7 separate regions of the Homo sapiens genome follow, and regions 1, 2, 3, 5, 6 and 7 are each linked to region 4. Evidence: chromatin loops called from intact Hi-C (ENCODE). Cell type or tissue: PC-9. All regions are shown on one strand.

Evidence for each region. Peaks named below come from ENCODE experiments on the same cell type or tissue, not always from the same donor. Only the 100,000 strongest peaks of a DNase experiment are listed, where the experiment ranks them.
Region 1: it touches region 4 in a loop (10-fold over the local background); 102 of 110 quality-filtered maps call a loop at or near these places.
Region 2: it touches region 4 in a loop (6-fold over the local background); 4 of 110 quality-filtered maps call a loop at or near these places.
Region 3: it touches region 4 in a loop (11-fold over the local background); 87 of 110 quality-filtered maps call a loop at or near these places.
Region 5: it touches region 4 in a loop (9-fold over the local background); 42 of 110 quality-filtered maps call a loop at or near these places.
Region 6: a loop joins it to region 4, with 5 times the contacts of the local background. A loop is called at or near these places in 4 of 110 quality-filtered maps.
Region 7: a loop joins it to region 4, with 9 times the contacts of the local background. A loop is called at or near these places in 23 of 110 quality-filtered maps.

What each region holds. Positions count from the first base shown.
Region 1 is chr15:74,306,163-74,310,162 of GRCh38, reverse strand. All of the region lies in intron 11 of CCDC33 (coiled-coil domain containing 33), which reads right to left. Among named protein-coding and RNA genes, the nearest start is that of CCDC33-AS1, 12 kb to the left of the region's middle. In PC-9, CTCF peaks have their summits at 1,934 and 2,134 (motif pointing right); a DNase peak (open chromatin) is centred at 2,192.
Region 2 is chr15:73,957,077-73,961,076 of GRCh38, reverse strand. No RefSeq gene overlaps it. Among named protein-coding and RNA genes, the nearest start is that of LOXL1-AS1, 31 kb to the right of the region's middle. RefSeq lists an enhancer at 3,138-4,000. In PC-9, CTCF peaks have their summits at 1,536 and 1,844; DNase peaks (open chromatin) are centred at 1,706 and 3,626; H3K4me3 peaks cover 379 bases; H3K27ac peaks cover 2,708 bases.
Region 3 is chr15:74,320,753-74,324,752 of GRCh38, reverse strand. All of the region lies in intron 11 of CCDC33 (coiled-coil domain containing 33), which reads right to left. Among named protein-coding and RNA genes, the nearest start is that of CCDC33-AS1, 3.1 kb to the right of the region's middle. RefSeq lists a silencer at 1,896-2,015. In PC-9, CTCF peaks have their summits at 1,778, 1,987 (motif pointing right) and 3,908 (motif pointing right); a DNase peak (open chromatin) is centred at 1,972.
Region 4 is chr15:74,125,218-74,129,217 of GRCh38, reverse strand. It overlaps LOC283731 (a long non-coding RNA gene), which reads left to right. Exons shown (of 3, transcript NR_152622.1): 1 at 1-253; 2 at 594-1,202; 3 at 1,485-2,845. It also overlaps a transcript of ISLR2 not described here. Among named protein-coding and RNA genes, the nearest start is that of ISLR2, 3.4 kb to the left of the region's middle. In PC-9, CTCF peaks have their summits at 1,308 and 1,513 (motif pointing left); a DNase peak (open chromatin) is centred at 1,487; H3K4me3 peaks cover 833 bases; H3K27me3 peaks cover 308 bases.
Region 5 is chr15:73,971,350-73,975,349 of GRCh38, reverse strand. No RefSeq gene overlaps it. Among named protein-coding and RNA genes, the nearest start is that of STOML1, 19 kb to the left of the region's middle. RefSeq lists an enhancer at 1,937-2,146. In PC-9, a CTCF peak has its summit at 2,180; a DNase peak (open chromatin) is centred at 2,229; H3K4me3 peaks cover 433 bases.
Region 6 is chr15:74,201,483-74,205,482 of GRCh38, reverse strand. It overlaps STRA6 (signaling receptor and transporter of retinol STRA6), which reads left to right and starts at 2,696. Exons shown (of 19, transcript NM_022369.4): 1 at 2,696-2,770; 2 at 3,201-3,328. The coding sequence starts at 3,216. It also overlaps a transcript of CCDC33 not described here. RefSeq lists enhancers at 1-305, 1,791-2,424, 2,366-2,535. In PC-9, a CTCF peak has its summit at 2,390; DNase peaks (open chromatin) are centred at 1,302, 2,322, 2,912 and 3,582; H3K4me3 peaks cover 3,241 bases; H3K27ac peaks cover 3,287 bases.
Region 7 is chr15:74,051,850-74,055,849 of GRCh38, reverse strand. No RefSeq gene overlaps it. Among named protein-coding and RNA genes, the nearest start is that of GOLGA6A, 29 kb to the left of the region's middle. In PC-9, a CTCF peak has its summit at 1,586; a DNase peak (open chromatin) is centred at 1,589; H3K27ac peaks cover 477 bases.

The sequences.
Region 1 (4,000 bases), 180 kb before region 4:
TTTTGTTTGAGTCAGGTTCTCACTCTGTCATCCGGGCTGGAGTGCAGTGGCGGGCACATGGCTCACTGCCCGCAGCCTCAACCTCTTAGGCTCAAGCAATTCTCCCACCTCAGTCTCCCAAGTAGCTAGTATTACAGGCACGTGTCACCATGCTTGGTTAATTTTTTAAAAAAATTTTGTGGAGACGGCATCTCGCTATGTTACCTAGGCTGGTCTCAAGCTCCTGGTCTCAAGTGATCCTCCTGCCTCAGCCTCCCAAAGTGCTGGGATTACAGGTGTGAGCCACTGCGCTAGCTTCTCCCAGAGTTTTTAAGTTCCCCTCATACTTAAAGTCCAGGCTGTTCTGTTGAGATGGCTGGTGGAGGACTTGGGGGGTCTGGAACGGGTGGGGCACAGATCCATTTGTAGTGGATAAATAGATTCCCTGAAGGAGTGGCCAATAGTGGTGTAAGATGTGGGTCTTGGAGGGACCGAGAGAGATGGAAGCTTGTTCCCAGACCCTCTGCACTCTCCTACACTGTACTCTTCACTCCCCACTGTAGGAAAAAAAGGCGCCAGAAGCTCTTCATGGCTCACAGAAGCCGCTCCAGGCACTGTGAGGTTTTCACAGCCAGCCTGGGGATAAGGGCTAGCACTGTCCCCCTTTCCCAGCTAAAGAGACTGAGGTTCCTGTAGGTGCTGGCTGGGAGCCGAGTAGGAGGTAAACACCTCTGTGATCCAGACCACCCCTGGTCCACCAAGCTGCTCAGGAAGGGCATTCTGTGCATTCAGTGAGCACACACTTACTGAGCACCCACTGCACGCCAGGCACCTGGTGTGGAGGTGGGCGAGGGGTACAAGGTGGAGTGAGCCGGGAACACAGGCCTGGAGCTGGGAGGAGGCACCACTGCCATTGAGCATGGGTAGAATATTCTGGGTTCAGGTAAAGGCTTGAGGCAGGGGCTTCAGAAGCCCCAGGGCCCATCAGGCTGAGGGGCTCCTGTTGCAGGCAAGGGAACAATGCATGGGTTCAGGGCGGGGGGTAGCATGTCTAGATTTGGGCTTGGGACAGGTCACCTGGTGGCTGTGTCTTAGGAGGAGGAAGGCTGAGGTAGGCAGGAGGGCCCCATCTGGACGGTCAGCTCCCAGATCCTGAGCCAGCTCTCTGAGTGAGCCCACTGGCCCTCCACAGGAGCCCCCCCACCCACATACAGGAGAAGGCAGGAGGGTGAGGTCTTCATCTTGGCCTCCACAGGACCCTCCCTACCAGCGTGGCAGCTCCCTACTGAATGGCTCCCTACCCAGCCTGAGGAGGAAGAGTGAGATGCCTCCAGTCCCAAACTAGTCCTCTGAGAGGGTCCAGCTGTCATTGCTCTTCCTGGCCCTTCCAAATCCCCGAGCCCCTCTGCAGCCCAACCCCAGGGTCCACCCTGTGGAGGTGGATTTGCATATCTGAGAGTGAAAAAAATTCTGCTGCAGAGGCTTAGTGCCACCAGAGATGCTGAGCCCCCTTTTGTCTGTTTGAGTAAGAGCTGGCTAAAGGCTGAAGGATAATTAGTCCCCCGTGGGCAACGCTGTCCCCCCTCCTTGAAGATTTAAAGGCGCAGCCCACATGCTCAAGCCACTCGGGTCTCAGCCCCTTCCCCCACAGGCCCTCCCCGCCCCCTCGACTCCGCCCTAAGGAGGGGACGGCAGCTCTGGCAGGAGCCGATGAATGAGCATTTTATCTGATTAAACTGGGAGTGAACTGGCTGGTCTCTATTATCTGCGGACTTGATTGGATATTTAGCACCAAATGTGTGTGTGTGTGTGTGTGTGTGTGTGTCTGTCTGTCTGCACACATGGACTGGGCTTTTCTAGTCCGTGTGTCAGGAAGAAATTGGATTGTACTGAAAAACATTTAATCTGAACTCAGGAGTGCACCCTGATAGAGTCACCAAGCTAGTGGTGAGGGTTGGGGGAGGGACAGTTCTGCCTTTAGCCCTGGACAAGAGGGGCTCCAGCCCTGGGCCCCGTGGGTTGAAAGGTCCTGCTTTGGCCCTCTTCGGGGTACAACCCTTCCCATGGGGTGAGGAGTCAGTGGTCCCAAGGGGGACGTGCCCACCTAGAGCCCGTGCCCGCTTTAGACCTCACCCTGGGTAACTGGGATCCTGGCACTCCCCTGCTTCCAGGGCCTGTCCTCCTGAAGGTGGCAGTATACCCTTATGCACTCGAGAGAGCCCACAGAGTCTCATAGGTGTGGGACTGAAATTGAGCTGTGTGAGAAGAAAAGGGGATGGGTGGGGTTGAGGGGTGGGGGCCTGGGAGTGGCTCTCGCCATACTGCCAGGGGCCAGTGTGGAAGCTGAGAATTCTTTGAGGTTGTTCATAAGGTGTATTTATTGAGGTAGAGGAATGGAACATATTTAGGAGTTTGCTAGCTTCTGCTTGATTTATATTTTGATTACTGGGGTTTGGACATATGGTATGTAGGCCTTGCTTATACTCTCAAATGTTCCAGGTGGAACTCGGCAGGGGGTGGCCTGAGGCCACAGAGCTTGTCTTGGTGTTTACTAGGAAACTGAGGCAGCTCTTCCTCCCAGATAGGCTGGGAAGATGGTGAGTTAAGCTCACCAGGCTCCTGACTTCCAAGTCACCAGGCTCGGCCAAGGCTCAAGTGCTAGGCTGGAGACCCCCAACCTGTGTTGGACCAAGACTCCCCCTCGGTCTTGTCTGGTGGCCCTGGGAGGGTTATTGTGCTATCAGCAGGTTCCTCTCCCACAAAGTGGGGATGATAATTGTATGTTCCTTTTCAGTCTGGAGTGAGGATTACATGAGATTGTGACCGAAGTTCTGGGTACAGAGTACGAGCTCAGTGAATCTTGATGGGAACACTTAGTGTTATTAAAATGAGTACTAAGGTTGGGCTGGTGCTTGCAGAGCACAGAAGGGACAAGCCCCATTTCCCAGGTTAGCAACTCTTTCTCCCAGTCGCTCCTGGTTCTATAGTCCACCTCACCCTCACCAATCGATGATTCAAGCCCTCAGCAATTTATGGCCTCATCATCTTGGCTTTAGTTACCGAGAGTGCTCCACTCCTGCCTCGCCCACCCACCATTTAATTAAGGATGGACAGCAAGACCTGGCAGCACCGGCCATCTCACTAAGGAGCAGCGCCAGGAGGCTGTCCCACCTCTGCCTGCCTTGTTTGCTGGGATGAAAGAGGAAATTGTCAAGACCAGGCTCCTCACTCCACAGGAGGGGAGACGGAGGCCCAGGAGGGGAGGGGTCAGTCAGGCTGACTCCTCAAGTCAGAACTGACTCCATGTCTCCTGATGCTCCTCCTGCCCAACCCTCTCTCGGCAGTAAATTTTCTCTCTCTCTGGGTGGCCTCTGCCCGGAGTGACCTCGTTCTCATCTCCTCTGAGCCTGATCTTCTGGGTACTTAGGGCAGGCCCTGACTTGACCAGTCCTCTAGTCCACCTATCCCATCCATTCTTTCCTCCACACCGCTAAGACTTTCTCATCCCTCACTGGAGGGAGGCATTCGCTCCATTAATACAGATAGAGAAACTGAGGTCCAGACAGGGAAGGGACTAGCCCTGGGGCCCCACAGTGCCTTTTGGTGAGACCCCAGGCCAGGCCTGGAGAGAGACAGGCACACACACACTAACTAGTAATTCCCACTCAACAGATCAACAGATTCCTCTTGCAGGAACAAGAGGAATTTCATTTCCCTTCCACCAACAAATCAAAGATCTGTTATGGTTTCATGCTAACCGCCACTGATGCTTGGTTGGCTTTTCTCTCTTGCTTATCACAGTGACATCTGCAGACTACCCTGGCATTCTGTAGAAAGTGTGCACTGCCTGGGGTGGGAGTTGATGGGGGTTAGGATTAGGTAGACCCCCTCTGTGCTCCCACAATCTCCTGAGGACCCTGAGCCCCAGTCCTGACCACATCCTCCTCCAGCCATTCTTGATGTGTCTCCCTGCTCAATTGGGACTTCTTGAGCACAGGGACCCTTGTACGGAATTATCTTT
Region 2 (4,000 bases), 170 kb after region 4:
AAATGAAAAATAGGCCTGGCACGGTGGCTCCTGCCTGTAATCCTAGCACTTTGAGAGGCCAAGGCAGGCAGATCACAAGGTCAGGATTTGGAGACCAGACTGGCCAGCATGGCGAAACCCCGCCTCTACTAAAAATATAAAAAATTAGCCAGGCATGGTGGTGTGTGCCTGTAATCCCAGCTACTTGGGAGGCTGAGACAGGAGAATTGCTTGAACCTGGCAGGCGGAGGTTGCAGTGAGCCAAGATCACGCCACTGCATTCCAGCCTGGGCCACAAAGTGAGACTCAGTCTCAAAAATAAATAAATAAAAATAAAATTTAAATTAAAAAAGCATTATGTTAAGTGAAGCAAGCCAGATATAGAAGGCCACATACTATGTGGTTCCACATATTTGAGATTCTGGAAAAGACAAAACTACAGAAACAGAAAACAGCTTAGTGGTTGCCGGGGGCTGGAGGTGGGAGGTAGAAAACGGAGCACAAAGAGGCAAGAGGGAAGTCCTGAGTGATGGAGGTATTACATCTTCACTGTGGGGGTATTTATATCACTGCATATATTTGTCAAAACTCATCAAACTGTTCACCTAAAAAGGGTAAATTTTGCTGTATGCAGATTATTTCTTTGCCAGACACTGTGGCTCATGCCTGTAATCCCAGCATTTTGGGAGGCAGAGGCAGGAGGATTACTTGAGCTCAGAAGTTTGAGACCAGACTGGGCAACATGGCGAAACCCTGTCTCCGCAAAAAAATACAAAAAATAAATAAATAAAATTAGCCAGGCATGGTGACACGTGCCTCTAGTTCCAGCCACTTGGGAGGCTGAGGTGGGAGGATTGCCTGAGCCCAAGGAGGTCGAGGCTGCAGTGAGCCATGATCTGCACTCCAGCCTGGGCGACAGAGTGAGACCTCGTCTCAAAAAAATATGTATTTCTTAATATACTTGAATTTTTGTGAAGAAGTGGAAGGGGCAATGGCTGTGAATCAGAAATGAGATGGCCTCTGATGTCACATATCTGAAATAGGGTGTCCTCCAGCTGCAGCGATGATCTGTTCCCTGGCTGAGAAGCTCCCAGGCTGCTGCAACTCCAGCAGAGGGCAAGGTCTCTTTTTCTCACCTGGCACAGGGGCACTACCAGCTGGATCATGTCCCTTGGGCCCAGGATTCGGTTTCCCAGGGCACGACAGGCACTGTTTCCCAAGTTTTCGGGGGTATGCATGTTGATACAGCAAAGAGGGCATTTATTAGGACTTGCTTATTCAATCATGTTATCAAACCCTGCAGGGAAAAGGTAGAGAAGGTAGCCACCTACCATAAAAAGGAAAAAAAGCACAAAAAATACTTAAGAACTTCTCAGCAAGGAAAAGAAATAACAGCCGGGCATGATGGTTCACACCTGTAATCCCAGCACCTTGGGAGGCCGAGGCGAGTGGATCATTTGAGGTCAGGAGTTTGAGACCAGCCTGGCCAACATGGTGAAGCCCCATCTCTACTAAAAATAAAAAAATTAGCTGGGCATGGCAGCAGGCACCTGTAGTCCCAGCTACTCAGAAGGCTGAGGCAGGAGAATTGCTTGAACCCGGGAGATGGAGGTTGCACTGAGTCGAGACAGCGCCACTGCACTCTAGCCTGGCGACAGAAAGAGACTCAGTCTCAAAACAAACAAAAAAAAGAAATGATGAATGATCACTCTAACAGGATATTGTGGTTAACTATGTTGCCAGTCAACAGCAGTAATCCAAGCTGTAGCCTTTCTGCATATTTGCAAGCTTTGGACACCTGCTTCATTTTACTCTTTGCTTCCTGAGAGGGGGCGCTTAGGACCACAGAAGTGAATGTTGTGTCCAAATTGCCTGGACCCAGATATCAGGTTCCAGTTTTGCCCTAGCACACATCTGGTGGAGGGGAAAGCATGCCAAACACGGGCTGCATCTGGTATTACAATGGTACAGGATTCCACTGGTGGCATTTTATCCAGGACTTCTGTATTCACAGCCAGGAGTAAAATTGGTCTGTGGTTATCAGCGTGAGGGTGGGTGGCGCAGGATAGCAATCTTTATCAGAGTTTGGTGTTAGGATTAGCTTAATAAAATCAATTCAGAAGCATAAAATCAATTCAGCATTTTCCCCATATGCTCTGGAAGAGTTTACATAACACAGAAATTCACTGTTCTTCCAGTTTGAAATAACTCATGCTAAAACTCCCTAGGGCTGGTGTCTTTCTTAGAGATGATAATTTTTAAATTTTCTTCTGTGGTAATTGGTCTTTTTGTGCTTTTCACTCGAGTCAATTTTGGCAATTTAGAAATACTAGAAAATTATTATTTAATGTTGGGACACTCCAATTTATAAGCATGCACTAGTTTCTTCAATTTCAAAAGTCATCTCCATGGCTGTGTTCTTATCCCTTCTAATCCCATATTTTTCTATTAATATTTTGTTGACTAGCCGATGATTTATTTATTTATTTTTGAGACAGGGCTTCACTCTGTTGCCCAGGCTGGAGTACGGCAGCACAATCTCAACTCACTGCAACCTCCACTTCCTGAGCTCAAGCAATCCTCCCACCTCAGCCTCCCAGATAGCTGAGACTATAGGCGTGCACCACCAAGCCCCGCTAATTTTTGTGTATTTTGTAGAGACAGGGTTTCACCATGTTTCCCAGGCTGATCTCAGACTCCTGGGCTCAAACGATCCACCCACCTCAGGCTCCCAAAGTGCTGAGATTACAGGCATGAGCCACGGCACCCAGCCAGTTTATCTATTGTAATTTGCCCTCTCTCTCACCCATAAAGAACAATCTAAGTCTGAATTACACTACCACACTACTTCTAGGAGGAATTAGGCTTCTCACCAATCCTTTTCAAGCTGCGGTTTCCAGGAGCCACACATGATTCTAGAGGACTCGTGGAGGAAGGAGATGATGGGATGGTTTGAACAGTGTTCTTGCCATGTTTCAGAGCACAGACCTATGGCTTCTTTCCTGGTCCCACATGCCTTTGAGGATCTGGAGGAACCTATGCCCTGTCTCCAGAAATGTGCCTGTGTTGGAATTCTGGCTCTCCCATTCACTAGCTGACGGAACTAGGGCAAGTCACATGACTTCTCTGTGCCTCAGTTTGTCCATCTACAAAATGGGAATGACAGTGTCTCCCTCATAGAGTTCTTGTGAGGATTAAATGGGCTTAACCTTTGTAGAGCATTTAGAGCAGGGCCTGGCCCATGGCTAAGTGTTGAAGAAATTAGTGAGTGTCACTAATATTATTGGCATTCCCCTGCTAGGTCTTTTCCTCTTTCTCATTCCTAGGAGGTACTTGTGACTCCTCATCTTAAGGGCCAGAATCCAAAGCTGATTCCTTGAACCAAGGCACATGGCAGGGATGATGGAAGGTTGCCCCAGAGAGGAAGAGGAAAAGAGTGAGTAGTTAGAAGGGAGTGAAGACAGGCCGAGGAAAGAGGCTGGGAGAGTTCCCTGGGCTGGGGAGGTGGTGGCTATGGTTGTGGTGGTGGCTCTGGCTCTGCTAGTAACGAGGACAGTGCCTCCTGGCAGTGCCCTGGGGAGGTGGCGAACCTCGAGGGACATGGCTGCCCATGTGCCCAAGCTTTGCAGGAAGTGGAGACACCGCCCCTGGAGGAGAGTGAATCAGCCAGGGAGCGGTGACCAGGAGGACTAAAGACCACAGGACTCCTCTCTGAAGTTCTGAAGTTCAAGGTGTCTAGGGTGGGAGTAAATGATTCAGGACTTTGACTTTCCCACCTGGTAGCCAGGGGGCTCAACGCATATTAAACGTGATTTTGAAAAAGTTTTTTTTAAAGCTATTTCACATAAAAGGAGACCAGAATCCTTACCTGCTTCCTCTGCCTTCCATATGTTGAGTTTTGTCGTTAAAGCTTTTCCAGGACTTTGCCATCCTTCTCAGAAAAGCTCAGCTGCAACTTTCAGGGTGGTGTGTGTCACAGGCACCCTTGGGTCCCAGCATCTGGCTGCTCTCCTGACCCTTA
Region 3 (4,000 bases), 200 kb before region 4:
TCAGGTGCAGGAGGCCAGCAGTGGCTGATGGTGATCAAGCCTGGAGTGAATCCTGGTGGGGGACAGGTGGCAGGACAGCCCTGGTTCCATTGGAGCCTTGGGAAGGGAGCAGATTTTCAGCGTCTGGCAACTGTGGAGTGAGGAGGGGGTTCAAGGACAAGGGGTGGTAGGAGAGGAGCTCTCAGGACTAGCGCAATTGCCAGAGAGGTAGGAGGAAAAGCGGCGAGAGCAGGCTGGCAAGAGGGCTTCAAAAGGAGGACAACCACCTTCCGCTTGAGTCTTGCGGCTTGGATGATGGAGATGAACCCGCCGCTAGAGATGGTCTGAATGGGACACAAAGCAAAACTCACCTTCATAAAAACATTAAAGAACTGGCAAGTGAGTGAGGAATTATGGGGCAGAGATAGGGGCAGGTGGAGACCCATACAGCGGGATACTTCAGAGCAATAAGAAACCATGATGTGGGTGAACCTCACATACATCAAGGTGAGCAAAAGAGCCGTGTGCAAAGCAATGTGTATGTCACGGTGCCCTCTCCATGAAGGTAAAAATAGAAAATTTAGGCCAGAGTGATTCGAGAGGCATGCTCAGGTAGCGACAGTATAAAGAAGCAAAGCAGGTCAGGCACAGTGGCTCACACTTTTTTTTTTTTTTTTTTTTTTTGAGATGGAGTCTCTTTCTATTGCCTAGGCTGGAGTGCAGTGGTGTGATCTTGGCTCACTGTAACCGCCTCCCGGGTTCAGGCAATTCTCCTGCCTCAGCCTCCTGAGTAGCTGGGATTACAGGCGCCTGCCACTATGCCGGGCTAATTTTTTTTGTATTTTTAGTAGAGACGGGGTTTCACCATGTTGGTCAGGCTAGTCTCGAACTCCTGACCTCATGATCCGCCCACCTTGGCCTCCCAAAGTGCTGGGATTACAGGCGTGAACCAACCGGCAGCTTAACCCTTTAATCCCAGCACTTTGGGAGGCTGAGGCAGGCAGGTCACTCCAGGTCAGAAGCTTGAGACCAGCCTGACTAACATGGTGAAACCCCATTTCTACACAAAAGCCCAAAAAATAGCCGGGCGTGGTGGCGGGTGCCTGTAATCCCAGCTACTTGGCAGGCCGAGGCCTGAGAATCACTTGAACCCGGGAGGCGGAGGTTGCAGTGAGCTGAGATTATGCCACTGCACTTCAGCCTGGGTGATAGAGCAAGACTGTGTCCCAAAAATAAAAAAAATAATTAAAAAATAAAAAAATAAAGAAGCAAAGCAAGGACAGAAAGCTGGCAGAGTGATTACATCCAGGAGAGGAGGGGTGTGGCTGGGAGGGGCATGAGGGGCGTGAGGATGCTGGTGATGCTGTTTCCTGACCTGGGTGGTGGTTTCATGGACATTTGCTATATAATAATTTATAATAATTATGTTCTATATGTTCAATGCAATTTTTCTTAAATTGTGAAATGGGTTACATTTCACAATTTAAAAGAATTTTGGAAAAAGGAGAGAAGGCTTAGCAGTTTCCGGATCTGCAGAGGGAGCCTCTTGGTGTGGCCTGGAGGAAGTGACCTTGGCCAGTGCTCTGAATGCTGGGTGCTGTGGGTAAGGTCTGAGGGGACAGTGAGGTTGAGAAGGGTCAAAGGTAGCTAGGAAAACAGGGTCAAGGAGAGGCATAGTGGTGGAGAGAGAGGATTTCCTGGAGACTTAGAAGGTAAGAGGGAGGGATGCATAGGGGAGGTATGGGCTGGAGCAGGGGTAGGAGCGGGGAGGGGCTTCACTCTCCCAGAGAAGGAGGCCTGAGACAGGTTGCTGGGTCTGAGGTAGTGTGGGTGGCAGTCTGGCTAGTGTTGAAGTGGGTGCAGAGGGTGGGTTTGCTGGACCAGGCACACACCCTCTCCTCTGTCCCCTTCCTTGGGCGGCCACCCAATCTCAGGGTTCCCCGGATCCCCAGGATCCATCGCTGGCAGGCCCAGGCCATCTGCATGTGGTTTGCCTTTGCAGTCAGCAGAGGGCAGCCGCCTCCCACAGACACTCAGCTTCAGCCTGTGGTGGGATGAGGCCAACCTGAGTGGCCCACAGCTCATATTGTGGGGAAGGTGTGTGCGGAGCTGTCTCTCTCCCCAGTTCCAGGAGCACATGTCCTTCCTCCAGGTGGTCCAGCCAGCCTTCCAAGACCTCTAGCCCTGGAACCCCCATCTCACAAGTTCTGATATTGGGACCAGAGAGGTGCAGAGATTTGCCTGAAGTCACTCAGTGAATCTTGAACCTGGGGCCTCTATCCTGGGTTAGCTCCAGGGAAGATGTTGGGGCTGAGTGGTGAGGACAGGGGCTTGGGATGAGACCCATCTTGCAGTAACCCCAATTCTTCCCTGCTAGCTGCTAATTCCTTGCTGCCCTGAGACTGTGAGGAAGCCCAAACTAAGTGTATGGGAGAGAGCGAGGCCCACCCAGCCCTGGCTGCTCCCGCCCCTGCCCGTAGGTCGTCCCAGCTGAGGACTTAGACCTGCTGTGCCGTGGCTGAGTTCCTGACCCACAAAGCTATGAGATGTGATAATAAAAGAAAAAATTATCGTTTTAAATGATAACATTTTGGGGTAGTTTGTTATTGCAATAGGTAACTGGAACATCCTCTCTGGCCTCCAGACCCCTCCAATGACTCCCACTGGCCCTCATGGTAAATTTCCAACTTTGAATTTCCACCTCTTTCAGCACAGCTAGACCCCCTTTCAGAATTTAGCCCTGGCCACTCCACCCATGGGCCCAGCCTTCTGGGCCCCTATCTTCAAAGCCTTCCCTACCTCTGCCCAGAAGCTGTTTCTCGCCTACACCAGCCTGGCACTCCTCATCTGCCAAGGGCCACGCACATGCTCCCCCTTCAGCTCCTAAAGACCTTGATGGCAGGGAAGGGCCTCCCTGCCTCCCTGACTTACTCAGGCAAATCCTTTGACCCAGACCCTGCTCCTGCCAGATTTGCCAAACAGAACTCCTGTAGGTGTCCTTTGAATGTCAGAGAGGTCTCTCTTGGCTAATCTAAATTTCCCAATACTTTTAAAGGGAATTAACCACATTTCTTGGCCCGGTGCGGTGGTTCACGCCTGTAATCCCAGCACTTTGGGAGCCGAGGGGGGCGGATCACTCACGGTCAGGAGTTCAAGACCAGCCTAGCCAACACAGTGAAACCCCCTCTCTACTAAAAATACAAAAAGTACACCGGGCACAGTGGCTCATGCCTGTAATCTCAGCACTTTGGGAGGCTAAGGGAGGTGGATCACCTGAGGTCAGCAGTTTGAGACCAGCCTGGCCAACATGGTGAAACCCCATCTCTACTAAAAATACAAAAATTAGCCAGGCATGGTGGTGGATGCCTGTAATCCCAGCTACTTGGGAGGATGAGGTGGGAGAATCGCTTGAACTGGGGGGCAGGCGGGGGTGGGGCGGAGGTTGCACTGAGCTGAGATCGTGCCTCTGAACTCCAGCCTGGGCAACAGAGCAAGACTCCATCTCAAAAATAAATAAATAAATAAAATAAGATAAAATAAAATAAAGCGAATTAACCACATTTCTTTAAAATACAATGGAAAATTCAGCTGGCAAATTGATGCTGGCCTCCTCCAGTTCCAGAGACCAGGGAGCAAAAGCCCAGTTCTGAGGGGCCGTCTCAGGGACAAGTCGGGGAGGATGGAGGTTGTGCCTGAAAATTTGCTGAAAGGGACTAGTGTTTTCCCAGGGGTTGGGGCTCACCATGGCTAAGAAGTCCCCTTACTCCCAGAAACACACGGGCCAATGCCACTGGGACCCTGGCCTCTCAGTTCTTTGCCACTGCCCACCCAGCCAAGCTCCCTTCCCAGCCACTGAAGGACAATAGAACCCACTGGCCATGAGGACAAGCTTCTTTCTTTCCCTCCATTCACTCTGGAACCTCATCACCACCAGAGGGCAGGCGAGGGAGGACTGAGAGCCTCATTGGCTGGGTGGGATATCGAAGCGGCAAGGGCATAGCCCAGTGGGAGAGGCTGCGCT
Region 4 (4,000 bases):
TCCCCTACTCCTGCCGTCGCTACGGGCGGCCCAGCGGGCTGAGACCATCGCATCTTGCTCAGCCCCAGTTCAGAACACAGAACTTCACACCGCCTGCTCGGGCCTGGAGTCCCCCCCCGCCGACCCATGGGGAGGGCGCAAGGCGCCTTTCAGGGAAGGTGTCTTCGAAAATGGTCGAGGGGTGAGAGCACTGTGACCCGTCCCTGCCGGGGATCCTGTGGTGGGACAGCCAGGATTGGGTCCCTAGCCCGGGGTGAGTCCCTGAGGTTTCTAGGCCTTGTGGGGTCGGGAGAAGGAGGCAGACGGCGGGGCCAGCACACCCTTCTTTGTCTGCCGAACAAGGTGGGGGTGGGGGCGGGGAGCGGCGTCTTGGGCAGTTGTCCGGGTGTTGGGAACCCTGAGGGGGCGGTCTTGGGAGCCTGTGCCTGGGAAGGATATTTGGAGGCAGGGGCCCAGCAGCGGGAGCTGAGTCCGGTCCGGCATGGCGTGTCCAGGGGACTTTTCGGGACTGAGTGAGGGGCGCCAGGCGGGGAGGCTCAAGGCCCTCCGCCGGTTTTTACCTATTTTCTTTCTTTCTTTTTTGCCTTCCGCAGGGAGGCAGAATCTGGGTAATGGAAGGGAGAATGGGCTCGCTATCTGCCCAGAGCTTCCCTGGACTGCAGGAACCCGTCCTATAAGCAACCCCGAAACTTCGGGGCCCGAGGACCAGGGAAGACCCCCTTTCCTTGCTGTCTTGACAGGGTTGCAGAAGCCAAGGAGTTCGGCAGGGAGACGGGGCTCCTGGGGTGGTTAAGGACGCGGTGACCACCCCTGGGCGGGAGCTGACTCCCGCGGGCCCGGAGGCTCTAGCTCACTCTACAGCAAATGCTTTTGTTCCCGGAGGCTGCCCTGGGGGAAAGACGCCCCTTACCCCTGCCTTCGACCCTGGAGAGCCCAGTGCCCGCCCGGGCAGGGCTGGAGCCCGAGTCGCCCCAGGCAGAGTCCGCCGAGGCCTGGGGTGGGAGCCGCGACTTCTGGATCTGCCTCCGAGCTCAGCTAGAAGACTGCGCGCACCTCGTCCGGCGCCGTCCGGCGCGCAGAAGCGGGTCTAATGTTTATAACGTTAATAATGACAGTTAGGGAGGGCTGTGGAGCCGGGAACCAAGACCTCATCCCGCCGCCGCCCACGTCTTTGATCATTAAAGAAACAGACAACTAATCAGGTGTGTGGAAGTAGGGGTGGGGGAGGGGAGGGTGACAAGGTTCCAAGCCGCTAGCGCAGAGGGTCCCAGATTCAGAATCTGCCGAATCCAGACTAAGGCTTCTAACCAGGCTGGAGCCGACCCCAGACAGACCCAGGAATGGAGAGCTGGAGCCCCTGGCCGCTTTCTGCGGATCGACCCTTAACTTCAACGTCGCGAACCCGGAGCGTCGGGAGGGTGGGGAGGGTTGAAACCGGTTGGATCTGGGGACTTGCTCCAGCGACTCCATCCGCGCTGTTCTAGGGCCCAAGCCTGGTCCGCGCGCGCCCCCTGCTGGAAGCCGCTTGCCGGGCGCAGAGGCGGGTCAACGGCAGAGGGTGCTGGCTGGGCGAGGAAGATGTGGCTGGAACCCTGCACCAAGGCGACCGCTGCTCACGGCTCTGCAGTCCCGCGGCGCGATACGCCAGTGGGGCGCGCTTAACCAAAGTCCCGAGGCTTTACTTCCCGTGCCCACCCAGTCTATGTCCCAGGTATCAGCAACCTCTGGTCCACTACACAACACAGGCGCTGTCCCTACTTCGCGCTGCGTAGTTTCCAGTGCCCAGGGCGTCTCCTAATTCTTGAGCGACTAGTCCCTGGCACAAAACCTTCCTATACACCTCTCCCACTCTCCCTTCTCTCTGAGTCTTATGACTTTGTCAGGGGCCTATTAAAATAAATGTCTGAGATCTGGAAAAAAAAATCTGTTGGCGCTAACAGGGGCAAAGAAAACTGCAAAATTGGAAGTAATCGATGTTTGATTGAATGTTTAAGACATGCGACATTGTGCAAACGATTCTGTTGCAACTGCACTCAGAGTTGTACTTGCCCTTGTATTTTAATGTGGCACGCGGAGGATTTAATGGACTTGCCTAAAGATGTGGGAAGGGCCTCTGAGAATAAGAAAGCCGGGGCCCAGATGGGCATCAAACATCCCCAGCATAGCAGCCGGTTAAGGCTGCGGAGACCTTCCCCAAGGCTGCCCTCCAGTCAGAAGCCCCTGAACACTCACTACTTCCCATCTTTCAGCTTCTGCGCGCACAGACACACACACACACACACACACACACACACACACACACACACACACACACACACACAAATGTTCTCTCCAGCCCCACACCCTCAAGAAGCTGCTTTCCTTTTCTAATTTCCAGTCGAAAGATCACTCCTCAGGGAAGCCAGGCCCTGTTTATACTCCCTCCTCCGGCCTTTCCTTGTACAGGTTCTATGTAGTCGTCAGGCGGGCAGGTCCTAGCGTCAGACTCCATTATGTACTGACTGTGTGTCCTTAGCCAAGCTATTTAACCTCTCTGTGCCTCAAGAAAAAAAGGCATAAATAAGAGTACTGACCAGGCGCGGTGGCTCACACCTGTAATAATCCCAGCACTTTGGGAGGCCCAGGCGGGCGGATCACAAGGTCAGGAGTTCGAGACCAGCCTGACCAACATGGTGAAACCTCGTCTCTGCTAAAAATACAAAAATTAGCCGGGCGTGGTGGTGCATGCCTGTAATCCCAGCTACTCAGGAGGCTGAGGCAGGAGAATCTCGGGAGGCAGAGGTTGCAGTGAGCCGAGATAGTGCCACTGCATTCCGGCCTGGGCGACAGAGCGAGACTCTGTCTCAAAAAAAAAAAAAAAAAAAAAAAAATACCTATGCTTTTCGGTCACCTTGAGGATTAAATGAATCAATGTACGCAAAGCACTTAGTACCTGACACTTAGTGCTCAGTACTTGAGATACGTTTTTTATATAATAGCTGAATTAGCCATTATTATTGCCTTGCAGAGTGGGACACAAGTTTGATAAAAGGTTCTGCTGCACACACCCCTACAGGCTTGTGTCCTGCCTCCTCCACAGGGGAGCACCTTGGCTCTGCCCCCAGACCTCTTCACCACCACCACCCCCTTTGCACACACACACACCATGGGTATATGTAGAAACCAGATTTACTATTATTATTTGTAAAGGTTTCTAGTTTCAGATACTTAGACTGATGCTTGTCAGCATGCCTGTTTGCAAAGAGAGACCCGCAACTGCAGACTTGGTGGAAGGTTTTTAATTAAAACTACATTCTGTTTAAGTATTTATTGGACTTTGTGACTTTAATTATTTTCTAGGGAAAAACAAAAAAATCCACATTTGCCTATGAGAAGACTGTTGATTTCAGAGGAAAGTAGCAACCTGTTGCAGTTTGCTGGAGGCAACTGAGAGGAATTTTCTGAATGGTTCAAATGAAGCTCGACATTATTAATAATCTGGGATCCAGCCCATGACCCTCCTCCCAGCATTTTCATGAAATTAGCTTAACGTACTGGCAAGGCCTTTTATTGCCATCAAAATTAACAGCAGCTCTTCCAGTGGCAGCTCATGTAATTATCTGGGTCTGTGCTTGTCTCACTGAATAAGAGGAACTCCTGCCTGGAAGAGGCGATACTCCTGCATTCAAAGGGGAACATGGCTGAGCAAGATGGCTCATGCCTGTAATCCCAGCACTTTGGGATGCCAAGATAGAAGGAATATTTGAGCCCAGGAGTTTAAGACCAGCTTGGGCAACATAGTCAGACCTCATCTCTACATTTTTTTTAAATTAGTTGGGCGTGGTGGCACACAACTGTGGTCCCAGCTACTCTGGAGGGAGACTGAGACCAGAGGATCGCTTGAGCCCAGGAGGTCGAGGCAGCCATAAGCCATGATCACACCACTGCACTCCAGCCTGGGCAACAGAGTGAGACTCTGTCTCAAAACAAAAACAAAAACGAAAACAAAAAACAAAACAAA
Region 5 (4,000 bases), 150 kb after region 4:
TCTTCATGGAGCGGAGCAGAGGACGCAGGTTTTACAGACAGAATAAGCTGAAGAAACCAGAAACAAAAAACAAAGAACGGATCGGTCATTTCAAAATTACTTTCTTAGTAAGGCAAGAACAGGGAAACAGAACAATTGAAAAATAACTGGTGGCCAGGTGTGCGGGCTCACACCTGTAAGCCCAGCACTTTGGGAATCCGAGGCGGGTGAATCACGAGGTCAGATTGAGACCATCTTGGTTAACACAGTGAAACCCCATCTCTACTAAAAATACAAAAAAAATTAGCCAGGCATGGTGGTTGGCGCCTGTAGTCCCAGCTACTTGGAAAACTGAGAAGGGAAGATTTGCGCCCAGTGTGTTTCGGGAATTAATGGGTTCTCGGTCTCACTAACTTCAAGAATGAAGCCACGGATGCTCGTGGTAAGTGTTATAGTTTTTAAACGCGGCCTATCCAGAGTCTGTTACTTTTGATGTTCAGATGTGTGCGGAATTTCTTCCCACTGGTCGGTCTGTGGTCTCACGGGCTCAGGACTGAAACCACAGACCTTCCCAGTGAGTGTTACAGCTCTGAAGGCGGTGCGTCTGGAGTTTTTTCTTCTTCCCGGTGGGTTCGTGGTCTCGCTAGCTTCAGGAGTGAAGCTACAGACTTTCGCGGTTGAGTGTTACGGCTCATAAAGGCAGCGCGGACCCAAACGGTGAACAACAACAAGATTTATCGCAAAGAGTGAAAGAACAAAGCTTCGCCAACGTAAACTGGGCCTCAGCGAGTTGTCACTGCCAGCTTGGGCAAGCCTGCTTTTATTCTCTTATCTGGCCCCACCCACATCCTGCTGATTGGTCCATTTTACAGAGAGCCGATTGGCCCATTTTACAGAGAGCTGATTGGTCCATTTTGACAGGGTGCTGATTGGTGCGTTTACAATCCCTGAGCTAGGCACGAAAGTTCTCCATGTCCCCACTAGATTAGTTAGATACAGAGTGTAGACACAAAAGTTCTCCAAGTCCCCAGCAGAGTAGGTAGATACAGAGTGTCAATTGGTGCATTCACAAACCCTGAGCTAGACACAGGGTGCTGATTGGTGTGTTTACAAACCTTGAGCTAGATACAGACTGCCGATTGGTGTATTTACAATCCCTTAGCTAGACATAAAGGTTCTCCAAGTCCCCAACAGACTCAGGAGCCCAGCTGGCTTCACCCAGTGGATCCCACACGGGGGCTGCAGGTGGAACTGCCTGCCAGTCCCGCGCCGTGTGCCTGCACTCCTCAGTTCTTGGGTGGTCGATGGGATTGGGCTCCATGGAGCAGGGGGCGGCGCTCATCGCGGAGGCTTGGGCCGCACAGGAGCCCACGGAGCTGGGGGGAGGCTCAGGCATGGCGGGCTGCAGGTCTTGAGCCCTGCCCCGCGGGAAGGCAGCTAAGGCCTGGCGAGAAATCGAGCACAGCAGCTGCTGGCCCAGGTGCTAAGACCCTCACTGCCCGGGGCTTGCGGGCCGGCCGGCCGGCCGCACCGAGTGCGGGGCCCGCGGAGCCCACGCCCACCCGGAACTCGCGCTGGCCAGCAAGTGCCGCGCGCAGCCCCGGTTCCCGCCCGCGGCTCTCCCTCCACACCTCCCCGCAAGCTAAGGGAGCCGGCTCCAGCCTTGGCCAGCCCAGAAAGGGGCTCCCACAGTGCAGCAGTGGGCTGAAGGGCTCCTCAAGCGCGGCCAGAGTGGGCACCAAGGCCGAGGAGGCGCCGAGAGCGAGGGCTGCAGGCGCGCTGTCACCTCTCACCAGGAGGAGGTCGAGGCTGCAGTGAGCCATAATTGCACCACTGCACTCCAGCCTGGGCGACAGAGCAAGAACCTGTCTTAGAAAGAAGCAGGGACTGAGCTGGGGAGGAAGGCTGGTGCCTGTGCCCTGGGAAGAAGGGCAAGGTGCTCTCAGAGTTGCTCTGGGGACAGGGACTCTGCCCCACGTTCAGAATTCATCCCCAACCTTGGTCTGCATGCTGGGTATGAGGAGAAAAGTGGCCCAAGAGAAGCCCTAAGTCTCCATGCTGGCTTCTGGGCCCCATGGGAGCCCGAACCACAAAGCTATGCAGGTCACTCCAGAGGGCCCGAGTCACCCCGAGGAGGAGAAGCAGCCCGGGGAGTGGCGTCCAGAGGTCTCCCTGGGAGCCTCGGCTCCTAGGTCAGAGCTCTCGTTTTTTTCTGACGGGAACGCAAAGAAAGCCAGTCCCGAGCTTGTGGTGCCATCTTGTGGCAACACGGGAGATAGCTGGTTTCCTCTTTCCAGAGGCTGCTTTCCAGGGCCGGGGAGGGGCGGGGCAGGGCAGTGAGCTGCTGTAGTAGAGTGACGGTGAAGAGCGGGGTCTAGGGAATATTCACCCTGCCTAGCCTTTCCCAAATGCATTCACACACACACTCACACTCACACACACACCCCTGTTGTACCTGGTCCAGGTGCGCTTGACAGGGTTGTGGGGGTAGAGAGGAAGGTGGGAGGCTTTGGCCAGGAGAAACTGGGGGAGACGGACTACTGCGTCGCCAGAAACTGCAGATTCTGGATTAAATCTACAAAATGAGGCATTCTGAAATCAAACGGCGTTTTAAGACCTTGCTAGGACCAGATGCTATTACCTTTGGAAGTTCCTTCCCACACCTTATTAAATATTAAAATACACAGATTTCTTACGTTAAATATAACATAGCACTGTCAGGTAACACGAGGTGATTTTTGTATGTTTGCCTTGGAAATTACTTGGCTAAGAGTAATTCATTTATGGTGTAATTACCTACGCGTTCTCAGCCCTCCCTGGGTATTCATTTGCATTCTTAAAGTACAGTCACACCCTAAATAACGACGTCTCAGGTCAGTGATGGGCTGCGTATCCGATGGCGGTCCCATAGGATTATAATGGAGCTGACAAATTCCTATCACCTAGTGACGTCATAGCCGATGTAACATTTTAGCTGACACAAAGCATTACTCATGCAAATCTATGACGGAAGAAAGAAACAAACTTGGCAAACCACCATGGACATACTTCTGAAAAGACGGACACTTCTTCAAGAAGTGCCTCAGGCAGGTCCTTTAGGAGAGATTGCAGAAGAAAGCATTGTCCGCTGGGCGTGGTGGCTCACGCCTGTAATCCCAGCACTTTGGGAGGCCGAGGCAGGTGGATCACCTGAGGTCAGGAGTTCGAGACCAGCTTGGCCAATACGGCGAAACCCCGTCGCTGGGCATGGTAGCGCGTGCCTGTACTCCCGGCTACTTGGGAGGCTGAGGCTTGAGGATCCCTTGAACCTTGGAGGTGGAGGCTGCAGTGAGCTGAGATCGTGCCACTGCACTCCAGCCTGGGCGACAGAGTAAGACTCTGTCTCAAAAAAAAAAAAAGAAAAAAAGCATTGTTGCAATAGCAGGTGACAGCTCCATGCGTGTTGTTGCCTATGAAGAACTTCCAGTGGGACAAGGTGTAGAGGTGCAAGACAGTGATATTGATGGTCCTGACCCTATGTAGGTTTAGGCTAATGTGTGTATTTGTGTCTTAGTTTTTAACAAAAAGGTTTTAAAAGTAAAAATAAAATAATTGAAAAATAAAAAGTTTATAGAATAAGGATACAAAAAAAGAAAATATTTTTGTATAGCTGCATAATGTGTTTGTGTTTTAAGCTAAGTGTTATTATAAAAAGTCAAAAAGTTTAAAAAAAATTTTAAAGTTCATAAAGTTGTAGAAAGCTAAGGCTAATTTATTACTGAAGAAAAACTTTTTTTTTGAGACAGAGTTTTGCTCTTGTTGCCTAGACTGGAGTGCAATGGCACAATCTCGGCTCACTACAACCTCCGCCTCTCAGGTTCAAGTGATTCTCTTGCCTCAGTCTCCCTGGTAGCTGGGATTACAGGTGCCCACCACCATGCCTGGCTAATTTTTTGTATTTTTAGTAGAGATGGGGTTTCACCATGTTGACCAGGCAGGTCTCGAGCCCCTGACCTCAGGTGATTCACCCACCTCGGCCTCC
Region 6 (4,000 bases), 76 kb before region 4:
TATCAGTTCATGTGAGAGCTGGCTATTTGTAAGTGCCTGGCATCTCTCCTGCTCCCTCTCTTGCCAAGTGTCCTGCCTGACCCCCCTTCACCTTCCATCACGATTGTGGGTTTCCTGAGGCCCTCCCCAGAAGCTGATGCTGGTGCCGTGCTGCTTCCTGCACAGCCTGCAGAACTGTGAGCCACATAAACCCCCTTTCCTTCTAAGTTACCCAGAGTCAGGTTTTCCTTCACAGCAATGCGAAACAGATGAACACAGTGCCCAACTGGTACCTCCCTCTCTCCCCTCTGGTATCAGCAACACACCACCTTCTCAGTGAGGCCTTCCCTGACCACCTTGTCTCAAACAGCCAACTCCCGTCTCTCTTCTCTTCCCCCACTTCACTTCCCCTCTGGTGTTGTCTCCCCTAAGCCCTACCATACATCAGGTTCCATTTGGTGCAGGCCTTGACTCATCTTGCTCGCTGCCAAACCAGCCTGGGGAAGGCAGAGTTAGGCTTCCTCCAAGGAAGAGGATGGTTTCTTTTCTTTCTTTCTTTCTTTTTTTTTGAGATGGAGTTTGCCTCTTTTGTCCAGGCTGGAGTGCAGTGGCACGATCTTGGCTCACTGCAACCTCTGCCCCCTGGGTTCAAGCGATTCTCCTGCCTCAGCCTCCCTAGTAGCTGGGATTACAGGTGTGCGCCACCACGTCCGGCTAATTTTTTGTATTTTTAGTAGAGATGGGATTTTGCCTTGTTGGCCAGGCTGGGTCTCTAACTCCTGACCTCAGGTGATCCACCTGCCTCGGCCTCCCAAAGTGCTAGGATTACAAGTGTAAGCCACCACACCTGGCCAAAGGGCATGGTTTCTGATAGGCAAGGATGTCTAACCCCTGACACTGCTGCCTTGTAGAGGGAGTGGGCTCCCTGTCTGGAACTGGACTCCAATGGTTGGAGGTGGATTTAAAATCAGATGGGAGTTGGCTGCTCCCTAAGGTAACAGTCTGAGACCCCTGAGCAGGGAAGGGCTTGCTGGCCTCTGGTGTGGGCACGGGGACTCTGGGAAGCCCAGCTGGTGAACCTCAGGGCACAGCAGCCGCCTGTATAGGACAGGCCCACAAATGAATACTGGCCGCCAGAACAAGCAATGGCTTTGCCAAGCTCAATTTCTGAAGTCCCTCTTACCCAAGGGCCAGGCGCTGAGCATCAGGGGAAGGCAGGAGGAGGGGTGGGAGGGATAGAGTCCCGCCCTCCGGGAGCTCACACTCGCGCCTGGAAGGCAAGTTTCCCGCATCCCTGGGATCAGAAGGGCCAGTGTGGGCTCCTCATTACATCAAATAAAGCTCGGGTTCAGCTCTGAGTCAGCAGATGCTGATATCTCTGTGGGATGGTGGAGAGCAACAGAGCCCTCTTCCTGCAAGAAGGGCCATTTGGGAAGAAGGGGGAGGAACTCAGGCTAGCAGGGTGCTCAGCCCCTAATCCTGCCCTGCAGGCTTGGGAATTTGAAAGAGAGCCTCCAGGATTTCAAGCCCTGTCTACTCTGAGACTTCACCCGTGCTGTTTCCTCTGTGGGGAACACACTTTCCCCCACCCCCATCCCCATCCTGAGCCTGCCACCCTCTGCTCAGCGGACTTTCCCCTGCCCTTCAGATCACCACGGAAAGGTTCTTTTCTTCAGGAATCTCCCCCCATCCCCAAATGCTCTTGGACTAAATTTGGTTTCCCATGGTACAGACCAGCTCAACCTGTGATTCCCTTTGTAACCCTCAGACTTTGGAGGGGATTTAGTTATCTGGCTGTGTCCCCGCTGAACTGTCATCTCTCCTGCCTCAGGGCTCAGAACAGTGCTGGCACATAGTGTGTGTTCAATAAATTTAAGTTAAAAGACTAAATGAATAATGTCTTCTTAAAAAAGCTGTTGAATGACTGCCTTAGCTGACAGGGTCCAAGCCGAAGCCCCTTGTAGGGTATTGGAAGGACAGAGACCCTCACAGTTTTAGGGGCCTAAACCTCCACCAGGGACAGTGGCCTGAGAACTGCTTTCTACCTTCTTCTGCCTCTCGCCCCTTCCTCCAGGCTGGGGCAGGGTCCTGCTCCTGGGGAGGGAGAATGCGGAGGAGCCCTCCTCCCTGGCCCAGACCTTCCCTTGCTCACCCTCAACCTCACTCCAGGAGGAGCAGGAGGCAGGCGGGGCTCCTCTTGCCTACCCGTGGGTCTGGTTTGTGTTTAAAGAGCTAATTTCCGCCTTGTGGGGGTGAGTTATCTCCTTGTGAAATCAACTTGTAGGAACAAAAAGGGTTTACCAATGAGACACATGTTGCCTCCTTCATGGAAACCCTAGGAGAAGAAACGGACAGATTCCCCTTCCCTGCCTCCGCCCCAGCCCAGCCCCAGCGGTCCGTCTCACTCGGTTGTTGCTGTAATGCTGGTCTCCTGTCTGTGTGCGGCACTGCAGATGTGGCGGGCAGGGGCTTGGGAGCTCTGGGGCAGGCGCTGAAGGCAGGTATGTGTGTGAAGTCAGGTGCGGGGGTGGGGGTGGCTCCTGGCCACACCCTTGCAGGGCTCAGGCCGCCAATGGTGCTGGGGCCTCCTCCCCCAGGAGGGGGGCTTTGTCAAGGATTATGGTGTATTTCCATCACCGAGGCCCAAAGGGGCCAGAAAGGGGCAGGCTGAGGCTGGGGGAGGGGCTCAAGGGAGCCCAGCTGGGAGGGCCCAGGCAGGCAGTGCGGAGCTGGCCGTGGGCTGCCTACCCTTTCATCTCTGCAACTCCTTCCTCCCTGGGCCTCCCTTCTGGTGTGTCTGTGGGTCTGTCTAGGTGGGCTTGGGAAAGGGGAAGGAAGGGGCGTCTCTTTAGGCAGCTCAGACTGGACAAGCCTTCTTTGAAAATGGTCCTTTGAACACACGCCTGCTGGTGGTTGGTCAGACAGATGCGCCAGCGGGAGCCCCGGGGCCCCAAGGGGACAGCTATCTCTGCAGGACCAGTGCGATGGGCGGGAAGGGAGGAGGGGACACGAGAGGCCCTGTCCTCTTCCCGTGCCAGCTTGCTCAGGCCCTCAGTCCCAGACGGGCTTTTCCCAGAGAGCTAAAAGTAAGAAAGTAACCTTCAGGATTAAAGAGAAATGTTTCTTTGTTTGGGTTTTCCGTCTTTCTTTCTTTTTTTTTCTCTTTTAAGCCTCTTTTCACATCTGTAGTGGCTTTTTTTTTCTCTCGCCTGGGGTCAAAGGAGAAGGGCCAGAGAATGTCGTCCCAGCCAGCAGGGAACCAGACCTCCCCCGGGGCCACAGAGGACTACTCCTATGGCAGCTGGTACATCGATGAGCCCCAGGGGGGCGAGGAGCTCCAGCCAGAGGGGTAAGTGTGGAACCACCCCACCTCACTCTGTCAGCCATCAGAATGGGGTGATGGCAGAGGTTGCAACTGGCCAGGGAGCAGCTCCTGGGCAGGGGCTGCTAGGTCTGGCTCTGCCACTCATTTGCTGTGTGACCTTGGGCAAGTCACAGCCTCTCTGGGGTTCATTCAGTCTCTGCCTCTGTTACATGAGAACAACATCCCTCACCCTGCTGTTAAGACACCTAAGGCTGGTCACCTTAGGTATGATGTGTGACGTGTTAAAAATACAGATGATTCAGATCTGCAGGGATGGCTCCCTGGGTGATTCTGGCCCATAGCCAGGATGGAGAAGCTGCTGAGAGCAGTTGAGGCAAGCAGACCTCCCTTCAAGGGGTTATTGGTCTCTGTGGTGAGCATTTGGGTGTGGTGTTTCCAAGTGTCAAGTTCTCTGGGCAGGCTGGGGGATTCGGGGAAGGCAGAGAACCAAAGGGAGAAAGCCTGGTGAGAAGTCACTGAGGAAACAAGCACCCTTGTTGTCTTTGGATGGTCTCAGAGGATGAGGAGAGCCTATTCCCTTTAGCAGAAGTGCTCAGGCCAGCCCAGGTGAGGGTGGGAGCAGGAAGGCAGCCCGCCCCAGGGTGGCCTGAGAACCCAGCCACAGCTGCTTTGCCTGGGTCCATTCTACCGGGGTTT
Region 7 (4,000 bases), 73 kb after region 4:
CCACCTCTTAATTCTATCACATTGGGGATTAAGTTCCAGTATGAATTTTAAAGGAGACACAATCATTCCAACCATAGCAAATATGCTTTACTAAAAAAAAAAAAAAAAAAAAAAAAAAAAAAGGAATACCTTGTCTCTAAACATAATATTTTAAGAGTTTATATATTTATAGCCCAATTTTCCACTTGCTTAATGACGACGAGTGTCATTCTTAGCTGAGAAAAGTTTCAGTAAATTATTTTTCTCACATTATCTATTAATATCTTATTCAGATAAAACCAAATTTCTAACCTGGATTTTAGGTTAAGACAGGAACCATAGTCATTTGTTGCAATGTGAGAATGACAAGAGAGAGATATTAACTAGCAGAATCCAACTATAAAACTAAATTTAACGGCACAGTTCTCTACTAATGACTCCCCTAGACAAATCATTACTTGGATATCAATGAATCAACTAAAAATGGACGTGAAAACAGTTCGAGTCCTTTTTGCAATGGATGGATGTTTTCAAGACTATTAAGTGAAGAGGGTTCAGAAACAAGGGGATAAATGGCATGCTAATTTGGGGTTGAATGGAGTAATGAGATGATCTTGGAAATACAAGAATCCTGCTTAATGGGACTTGTCTACTTGCAATTCAATAAACCAATATACGTAAATTAAAAGAGACGAAGGAAATGAGCACTCAGAACAAAATTACAGGAATAGGGCCGGGCACAGTGGCTCATGCCTGTAATCCCAGCACTTTAGTAAGCTGAGGCGGGCAAATCACCTGAGGTCAGGAGTTTCTGACCAGCCTGGCCAACGTGGTGAAGCCCCGTCTCTACTAAAAATACAAAAATTAACCAGGCATGGTGGCGCGTGCCTATAGTACCAGATACTTGGGAGGCTGAGGCAGGAGAATGGCATAAAACCAGGAGGCAGAGCTTGCAGTGAGCCGAGATTGCACCATTGCACTCCAGCCTGCACGACAGAGCGAGACTCCGTCTCAAAAAAAAAAAAAAATTACAGGAATACATTTAGCAAAGAGGCACCAAAATTGAGATAAGAGCCACTGTCCCACCTGTGACATCTTCTGACATCTTTCATTCTTGAGTCATGGGGGTTGCAAGCCAGGGAACAGAGTCTTCTGCCTGGAAGCTAAAACCAGGTTTTGGGGTAGGTTCAGAGAGACTGTTCAGACTGAATATGCATGTTGCCAGGTCAAAAATATCCCGATTGCAAGAGCATTTGCAAAGACAATGGTGCTCAGGGAAAGATAATGCTGTGTGTTTAAAAGGGAAAAAAATTAAAAGAATGGAAACAAAGAAGAAAAAGTGACCGGAGGGTAGGGTGACCATATGTTCTGGTTTGCAAGGTACAGCTAAAGTTATGTCTGCTGTCCTCGTGCAATTATTATAGTGCCCCTTTCACTCTCTTAAGTGTCTGGATTTGGATGATAAAGCATATGATCACCCTACCAAAGACAGGAAGTTAGCCAGAAGACCCATGTATCCATTTTAAACGGTGCGGCCTGATCTGTAGTCACGCTCATGCTGCTGCGCAGCTGAGCGCTCTGCACCACCTCTGCCTCGCCCTACCACGCCCTGCCTGGGTCTCCTGGAAGGCTGGAGCGGAACCCACGATCCTGCGCTGCTCTGGTGCCACCTGCAGGTTACATGGGGGAACTGCTTCTCCACCACCCCCACCCCCCTCTACCCCCACCCTCCTCCACCCCCACCCCACTATCCTCCACGCCGCCTCCCCACCCCACCCCAACCCTCGACAGCCATGGACTTGGCCAAAAGACATTCAGAGCAAGTGAAGCCCTGCCTGGGGAGTTGGCTGGAGCCAACAAAAGCCCGCGTTACACAATCAGACCAGCCCACTTTAAACTAACAAAGCCAAGCTCCTCTTCCTACCCACTCCTGTCCTGTCTCATTTTGTAGATGGTAAACTGAAGCCTAATTCAGAATTTTCATTGGCATTGTGTCCAGAAATGGTGGGTTCTTGGTCTCACTGACTTAAAGAATAAAGCCACAGACCCTCGCGGTGTGTGTTACAGTTACACGCCTCGCGGCGTGTCCAGAGTTTGTTCCTTCTGGTGGTGGGCGTTTGTTCTTTCTGGGGGGTTCGTGGTCTTGCTGGCTCAGGAATGAAGCTGCAGACATTTGCCGTGAGTGCTACAACTCTTAAGGTGGTGCTTCTGGACTTGTTCCTTTCTCCAGGGGGGTTGGTGGTCTCGCTGGCTTCCGAAGTGAAGCTGCAGACCTTCGCCGTGAGCCTTACAGCTCATAAAGTCACCGTGAACTGAAAAAGCAAGCGGTAACAAGATTTATTTCAAAGACCAAAAAAAACAAACCCCCACAACGTCAAAGGGAATCTAAGCATCATTGCCACTGCTGGCTGGGGCGGGGGGGGGCGGGGGGGGCAGCCTGCTTTTATTCTCTTACCTGGCCCTACCCACATCCTGCTGATTGGTCCATTTTACAGAGAGCTGATTGGTCCGTTTTGACAGGGTGCTGATTGGTGTGTTTACAATCCCTGAGCTAGACACAAAAGTTCTCTATGTCCCCACTAGATTAGCTAGATACAGAGTGTGGATTGGTGTATTTACAAACCCTGAGCTAGACACAGAGTGCTGATTGGTGCATTTACAAACCTTGAGCTAGATACAGAGTGCCGATTGGTGCATTCACAATCCCTTAGCTAGACATAAAGGTTCTCCAAGCCCCCACCAGAGTAACTAGATACAGAGTGCCCATTGGTGCATTCACAAACCCTGAGCTAGACACAGCGTGCTGATTGGTGTGTTTACAAACCTTGAGCTAGAGACAGGGTGCTGATTGGTGTATTTACAATCCCTTAGCTAGACATAAAGATTCTCCAAGTCCCCACCAGACTTAGGAGCCCAGCTGGCTTCACCCAGTGGATCCCGCACGGGGGCCGCAGGTGGAGCTGCCTGCCAGTCCCGCGCCGTGCGCAGGCACTCCTCAGCCCTTGGGTGGTCGATGGGACTGGGTGCCATGGAGCAGGGGGTGGCGCTCGTCCTGGAGGCTCCGGCCGCACAGGAGCCCATAGCGGGGCGGTGGGGGGAGGCTCAGGCGTGGAGGGCTGCAGGTCCAGATCCCTGCCCCGCGGGGAGGCAGCTAAGGCCTGGCGAGAAGTCGAGCACAGCAGCTGCTGGCCCAGGTGCTAAGCCCCTCACTTGCGGGGGGCTGGCGGGGCCCGCTGGCCGCTCCCAGTGCTGGGCCTGCGGACCATGCCCACCCGGAACTCGCGCTGGCCCACAAGCGCCGCGCGCAGCCCCGGTTCCTGCCTGCGCCTCTCCCTCCACACCTCCCCGCAAGCTGAGGGAGCCGGCTCTGGCCTCGGCCAGCCCAGGAAGGGGCTCCCACCATGCAGTGGCGGGCTGAAGGGCTCCTCAAGTGCCGCCAAAGTGGGAGCCAAGGCAGGGGAGGCCCGAGAGCGAGCCAGGGCTGCCAGCAGGCTGTCACCTCTCAGTAGGATTGTGAAGCATACAGCTGGAGCTTCCCAGGTGACATTCCCCACATCTGTCTTTCCCCTAACACTTTAGGGTAGTGGGGAAGCAAGAGAGCTTAAGCTTACTAAGCTCCTACCGTGTACTGGCCAGAGTGGGCACTTTTCTTTCCAGCCTTGCAATTGATGGGAAATAGGTGATTGTACAAATAGGATACAGGATCAGAGTGGGCTGGCGATGTGCTCACAGTCTCTCAGCTGAAACTGGAATCCAGGAGTCTTTGACTCTAAAGCTAGTGCTCGTTTTGGGTCTCCAGCTTAAGCAATAGTTGCAAAATGCAAAGAGCACCATGAAAATCTAATATTGATCCATGTAAGACTGTATTGCAAACAGAAACATGGAGTGACTTCGTGGGGGGTGACGGCGAGATGGGGAGATTATCTCAGGTCTATGTAACCTGGGAAGTCTCCGAGAAAAATGAATGAAGCATGACTAAGTGCAATTTGTCTGATAAACAAAATCTGTCAGAACGTGGGGC